Regions from separate parts of the Homo sapiens genome. Here region 2 is linked to region 1. Evidence: chromatin contacts called from ENCODE Hi-C data. All regions are on one chromosome and are shown on one strand. The core of a region is the stretch at or near the end of the contact, and the rest is flanking DNA. Distances in the headings are between cores, read along the strand shown.

Region 1 (3,594 bases), core at 490-2,989:
CCATTTCTTTAAGCCTTTTCTTCAAGCCAAACTCTACCAAGCAGCTCTGGCTTCACAGGCGTGTTTACTAGACATCACAGGGAATGAGGCACCGAGAGGCCCGTTCACATGCAACGCCACCCCTGGGACAGACAGCATCACGGCCTCCTGGCACCACTCCTGCAACAGACCAACCACACTGCCCTTCTTACATGGGCCCCATCATTCATCTTTCTTCAAAGAAAACAGTACATTAGCAGTCGACACTTCAGCAAAGAACCCCCAAAACAAATGCCCTAGCCTAGATCCAAAAACAAAATTTCCGTTAAAGAAAGTGTGTTTTTCAACCAAAGAAAAATTAGGCTCAATTCTAGGACAACCTATAGCAAGCAATTCTACGTGCACTGGCCAACGCCAACAGCAGCTAGATTCCAAAACAAACTCAGCAAAAAAGGCTCTGCTCTCACCTTTTAGAGATAAGAACCAGAGTCAGCAAGCGGCAGAACCATGATTCACACCGAAGTCAACCCACTCTGTCCTCAACCCCACTGGCTTCCCCATGGTCCACACAACCCACTGTGAACAGATGGACCAGTCAGAATTTCTCTGCAACACCCAAATCGCCACCCCACCCCCATTCCCTTGGTTTAAATGCCCTGAGGGGCAGGCGACAAATCAAATTCCACTCTTAGGCAGGTTCCCAACACAAGACACATTCAGTGGCAAAGCAAAAGAGAAGATGGGCTCTACCACATATAGGTCTTTCTTACCCAGAGGAACATTTTCATGGTCTGTCATTACGGATGAACTCGGGGCAGGAAGAACCCATCATTATGTAATGTCAGAGGGCAGGCGACAGGGGAAGGGAAGCGAGACCATCAACATTCCCTTCCTTCGCCCACAAAGACACAAATTTACCTCTGACATTTTGAACGTCTGTCTTCTGGGGCCTACCCATTCCTGGCTGGCTTTTCAAGAGACAGCCACAGATCCCTGCACATTTCTCAGGCCTCAATTAATTGACTAGCAAAGCCAGAGAGAAATAAAATATAGAAAGCAAAGATGCTAGAAATGTTGTCGGGGTCTAAAGGCAGGCAGAAAATGGAAGAGTTTCGAGGATGGAGACCAGATTTCCCACACGGAGATGCATGTTTACTTTCACCCGGTTATGTTTCCACCCCAAACACGGCAAGGCCTCCAGCTTCAGGAGCCCGTAGACCCAGCCCTGGAGCCGCATCGGGCAGGCACCGCGTCTGCGTCCCGCGGCCACGCGCCCGCTCGGCACCCGGCTCCCTGCTGGGGCGGCCGCGTCTTCACGGGGCTGGGGGTCGGCCGGGCTCGGATTGTTCTCAAAAGACGCCACCGCAGGTGGACCACTGGCACCGTTAGGCAGTGCAATTTCCATGAAAACCGCGGGCGCCGTCCACATCCGCCCCAGCGGGGACCTGGACGCGCCCCCGCGCCCGCTGTCCGTCCCCGGCCCCGGCCCCCGCGGCGGCCGCGTCGCCTCCTGCCCGGCCCGGCCCACCTACCTGGCGCTCCCCGGCCCCCGGCGCCAGCCGCCCCGCTGTCCCGCCGGGCTGCGCGCCAGAGCCCCGCAGCAGCAGCAGCGCCGCCGCCTGGCTGTGAAGTCGCGGGCTGCGGGCCCGGCCTCAGGTGCTGGTCCTCCTGCCCCGGCCCACGGAGCCCGACCCGGCGGCAAACCAGCAGCGAACCCTCCACGCGCGCCGCAGCCCTAGCCAGCCGCCGCCGCTCTAGACGCCGGGCGCAGCCCCGCCCTGGCCCCGCCCCCTTGTCGCGCATGCGCGCTGAGGGCCCGGCCCGCGCCCTGCGACCCCCGCCCCACTACCAGCCCGAGCTGGGTCCGCCCTCTGAGACAGTAGGGCCGGTGACCGAGCTGCTCGCGCCAATTCCTACTGCTAGGTTCCCACAAGATCCCACCCTATCCTGTGACTGCTTCACCTGCAAGGAGTTCTTGAACTTCTGGACTTGACTGAGCGATGGCATCTTCACCCTGTCATCCACTGAGGCATCTGAGGCCCTGACGGATCCCCAAGGGAAAGTTTCCTGGAGGAGCCGCGACCCGGGGATGCGCCCCCAACCTTTTGCCCTCCGGACAAGAGCACTTCCTGAAGTGCAGACGTACTCACTCCCCAGGAGATGTTTAGGAAACTGAACATTCCAACCAGACAAGCAAAAAATTAAAATCTTAATTCTTTGAAAATACAGACTTGCAAAAAAAAGAAAATTGCTAACCTCTAAGTGTATGTCCTTCCGGACCTGTTCTGGCCTGTGTGCATAAGTGTGCACTAACAGACTTGCAACAGCATCAGTCCTTACACTTTGCCCCAAGTTTCTATTTTTCCATAGACAAAAACAATAATCAGAAGTTTTGGAAGAAAATTTTCACTTTGACTTTAAAACAGCATTTCTCCTTGAGCAAGGGCAAATACTGGACTGAATGTATCCTTATCTTTGAGTCTTCACATTTTATCCGAAAAAAAAATTCTTAAAATGATTTTAATTCAATAAACCAGAATACTTCTCAGGCAGAGCATTTAAACATATAATTTGCTTCAAAAACAAAAGAGATTAACCAGTTAGGAATGGAAATTAAGAATTCTCTGAACTCATTTAGAATTATGTCTGATCCTCCTCATGTCACCAAAATACAGACAATAGTCTGGAATAAAAATAAACAAATATAAAACGAGTTTTTTGGGGAGCCTGAGGCAGGAGCATCGATTGAGCAGAGGAATTTGAGGCTGCAGTGTCAGCCTGGGAGACAGAGCAACACCCTGTATCTCTAAAAAAAAAAAAAAAAAAAAGAAAAGAAAAGAAAAGAAAAAAGAAAAAGAAAATGTCCTAGTTTTAAATTTTTATTTCTTTACTTTTTATTTTATTTCTCTTCTGAAAAGTAACTTAGTAATAAAACAGTTCCCTCTTATTATTTCTCCAGCTAAATGGAAAGAAATATTGACAGAACCTTGACTCCACAGTACAAAGTTAAAGCCAAGAAAATCAAATTTGTAGAAATGCAAAAATATTTTTGCATTTTTTTTAATTACTGTGACCAATTAGTTTGCTTGGAACAGCCCCAGTTTACATCTTTTTGCAGCAAAATTATTAATAGGGCCCTCTTTCACTCTCAAATGTATTCCTGTTCAAACAATAAATTTTATGGCCATGCTGTTTATTTATTTATTTTTGGGATGGAGTTTCGCTCTTTTTGCCTAGGCTGGAATGCAATGGCGCGATCTCGGCTCACCGCAACCTCTGCCTCCCAGGTTCAAGCAATTCTCCTGCCTCAGCCTCCCAAGTAGCTGGGATTACAGGCATGTGCCACCACCCTGGCTAAATTTGTATTTTTAGTAGAGACAGGGTTTCTCCATGTTGGTCAGGCTGGTCTTGAACTCCTGACCTCAGGTGATCCACCCGCCTCGGCCTCCCAAGGTGCTGGAATTACAGGCGTGAGCCACCACGCCTGGCAGTCATAATCAAGCTAAGAAAGTTGTTAAACACTAACTTTTAAAAAAGAAAAAAAAATTAAATTTATAAAGATTTAAAAATAGATATCAGTCTAATTTCAGTATTCATTCATTTAGTACAGTAACA
Region 2 (3,594 bases), core at 606-3,105, 580 kb after region 1:
ATCCTTGCTTTAATGTTAAACTATAAACTAAATTCCTCCCAAAGTTAGCTTTGCCTGTTCCCAGAAATGACAAAGGACAGCTTGGAGGTCAGAAGCAAGATGGCGTCAACTATGTCAGATTTCTCTTACTGTTCTAATTTTGCAAAGGCAGTTTCACTCCAGACATTCATTGCAGGCTGTAAAAGATGCTTTGGGTAGAAACTTGGTTTACTAAAATCTTTGGCTTATATAATTATTACATTCAGAAAATCTTGATTTCAGATCTGAAGGTTAAAGTAGGTACTTCATGGCTATAAAAAAAATGGACGTTGAATAGACTATTGCTAAAAATAGATGTCTTTATTGTCAAGATAAATTTAGTTTATGAAAGGCATTTTTCTCTGATGACTTTTTGGTATTCCAAGAAAATCAAATAGGCCCCCTAAAGGGATACTTGGTGCCTCTTAGCTTTTCAATTCCTACCTACCCAATCTTTCCATAAAAGATTTTACATCAACTCCCCAGCTCAGCCTTCAATCTAAAATGTTTTTGAAAGGAGGATAGTAGTATTTTGCGGTAATTGAGTGGTACAAAGTACTGCATATTGATTTGACCCGACTTCCTGCCCAAAACTATGCTTAACAGAGTGCTGTGTCACTGTCATTCATAAGGTCTGCCTCAGGGCAGTTGCTAAGCCATTTCTTCAGCTGTTTCCTGGCACTGCAGTGTCATCTTTCTGTGGTGTAGGAAACTTGCCCTTGACCACAAAATTGCAGTTTACTTTCCAAGCTAGTCTCTAATTCATAGCTGCTGCTTTCTAATTCTTTTGAGCCTCAGACTATTCGAAAATATGGACAGTTCGTAGTTCTGCTGCAGCAGCACAGAGAACAGCTGTATGCCTGCTTCAGCTTGGTTTATAAATACCTCACACTGTCCCTTTTGGCCCTACTTCTGTCTTTGGACAGCCAGTAATGGAAACAAACAGGACCAGCACTGGCAGGCATTTGGAAATCTTTGTTTTATTTTTAAATTTTACCTGTTCAGCCAAGTAGTCATATATCCTGCTTATGATAGGCAGAATTCTAAGATAGACCAGAATTCTAAAAATTTCTGGCCTCTAATGTACCTGTACATACATTCTCCCAATTATTCAATCAAACACCAATCTAGGTGTTGCTATAGAGGATTTTGAAACTGTAACTAAGGCCCCAAATCAATTGACCTTTGAGATAGATTTTTTTTGGGTGAGCCTGACCTAATCCACGAACCTTTAAAATCTGGCTTTAGCAATCAGAAACAGAAATGTCAGGTATTTGAGGTAAGGGAGATATTGGATGCAAGAGAGTTTCTTCGTGCTGCTTTTGAAAATGGTAGGGTCATATGGCAAAAGACTGAAAGCAACCCGAATTTTATCAACAACCAGAATGAACTTAAAAGAACTTTGAGCTTCAGATGAGGACACATCTTGCTGACACCTGCATTTCCTTGTGAGACCTCGAGCAGATAAACCAGGCATTCTTACAGAATTGTAAGATAATGAACGGGCATTGCTTTAAGCCTCAAAGTTTGTGGTAATTTGTTACATAGTATAGAAAAGCAACACATTGTGAGTTTACAAATGGTCATGTACTTTCCATGGTCTAGATTCTGCTCATGTCACCAAAGGAACGGAGGATGGTGAGGAGGAAGGCAAGCTGTTCACAGACCTATGAGGTCTGTGAGCAAGTCTGTCCAAGGAGTGCCCGCTCCCTTTGCTTCCTGTGGTGTGGACTGCCCAGAGCTAGAGGCAGCCTGCCCTGTTTGAGCACGCAACGACTAAAATAGCCTGCTGATGTCCTTCCTGACAGCTTCCCTCTGTTCTTGTTACTCCAAGCTACTTTGAACAACATAAGTAGATGACTCATCTCCTCTGAGCAAGGGTTCATTCATTTCTATGGGATGTGGCCCATGCCTTTCCTCTTTGATCCCTGGAAGAAAGGGCAGGGCCAGCCTCAGAAGCATTGCAGATCAAGCATTCTGATCCACTCCTGCTTCCAGGCTCCTAGCACTTCCACACTTGTCTCTTTTCCCCACAGCCCTCTCCTGCAGGAGGCCACCTCCAATCCTGTCTTCTTGAAGGATACCCCAAATTACCTGTCCATTATGTATCCTGTCTTCTTTATCTTAGCTGAGATTGATTGTACTAAAGTTACACAAGGAAAAACATTGAGAAGGAATTCACAGGGATGTGCATGAATGGTTGCCAGTTAGCCTGAAGTCTATTTGAATTGTAAAAGCATTTTTTTTCTTAAGAAAGCATACAGTTGGTGAACTTTCAGGATGCAAGGAGGATGTTTTTATTTCTGTGCGCTGTTGTTTTCTACGTAAATGTCTATATGAAGCTTGAGGAAGAAGACTTTTATCTTCTATATTGTATCGATTGAGCTTCCTGCAGTATCGTGGCTGTAGTTTGAGGCCCCTTGTGGTTTGTACCCATTTCCCTAATTGTTTCATGGTGTCGTAACCCCACCTGGGATTGATGAGCCTGTCATTTAAAGGATCTGAGTCTCCACGGAGGCAAGAGGAATTCAACAATTTGAGTGCTTCTTGGTTTGAGGAGTTCTACTGTCTAACTCCAAATATGTTCTTACAGACCTTTTCTGGATACCTATCTATCACTGCCTCAGGACCCAAACCCTGTTCCCACTTTTTGTTGTTGTTGTTGTTCTGAACTGTTAGGCCACAGAATGATTGTGGACCTCATAATGTGCAATCTACAGAACGTCAGCCACAGAATGATTTTTGGCCAGGATTTTGCTTCCCTGGGTAAAGCAGAGAAACTCTCCTGTGGGATCCTACCTCTCCAGTGCAGTCTGTGGGCACGGCTTTCCTAGTTAGTAAAAAAAATAAAGTAACTAGCATGATGATAGACTTTAACTCTATCAATAATTGCATTAAATATACATAATCTAAACACATCAATTAAGAGACCAAGATTGTCACATTGAATAAAAAAGCGAGACACAACTAGCAGAAAACCTACATATATGTGTGTGTGTGTATATATATAAAGACATAGACAATATTTTATATATAGATAGATAGATAGATAGACATAGACAAGTTAAAAATAAAAGGATGGAAAAGATATTACCATGTAAACACTAACCAAAAGAACCGTGAAAGGGCTGTGTTAATTTGGACAAAGTAAACTTCAGAACAAGCACTATTACTGGGAATAAAGGGGGATATTACATAAATATAGAGGGGTTAATTTAGATACACAAAAATAACAACTCGAAATATGCATGCATCTAACAATGGAGCTTCCGAATACTTGAAGCAAATATACCCTTAGGGCATGGGATTTTAAGAATGGAGTAAGGAGCTCAATGGACCACCTCAACAGACAGTACTTTAACTAATGAGAATTATTTTTTAAAAAGTTATTAAAGTTGCAGGAAATTATTCATTCAAAAAAATGTTGTAAATCTTCATAAGAACAGTGGCAGTCTCTGGCATTTGGGCTACAACCTATTCTATTATGCTCCCCACCACATACCCCTCAAGCCCCAGCTCCTTGTTATAGAAGCTCCCTCTAACCCCAGTTTATACTCTGGGACTGCAGTTTCACCC

The links. A loop is a pair of places that touch in the nucleus more often than their neighbours do. Pooled maps may share reads with other maps.
Region 2: a pooled map shows a loop between it and region 1 (2.7-fold over the local background). The contact joins the enhancer-like site here to the promoter of INPP4A in region 1. A Hi-C loop is called at or near these places in 4 of 50 pooled maps.

Annotation. Positions count from the first base shown.
Region 1 is chr2:98,443,003-98,446,596 of GRCh38, reverse strand. It overlaps INPP4A (inositol polyphosphate-4-phosphatase type I A), which reads right to left and starts at 1,739. Exons shown (of 25, transcript NM_001134225.2): 1 at 1,512-1,739. RefSeq lists a silencer at 1,270-1,909.
Region 2 is chr2:97,867,777-97,871,370 of GRCh38, reverse strand. All of the region lies in intron 4 of TMEM131 (transmembrane protein 131), which reads left to right. Among named protein-coding and RNA genes, the nearest start is that of TMEM131, 130 kb to the left of the region's middle. Within about 2 kb of position 1,855, at least 19 of the 41 ENCODE cell types and tissues checked have a DNase peak (open chromatin) inside an H3K27ac peak, as active enhancers do.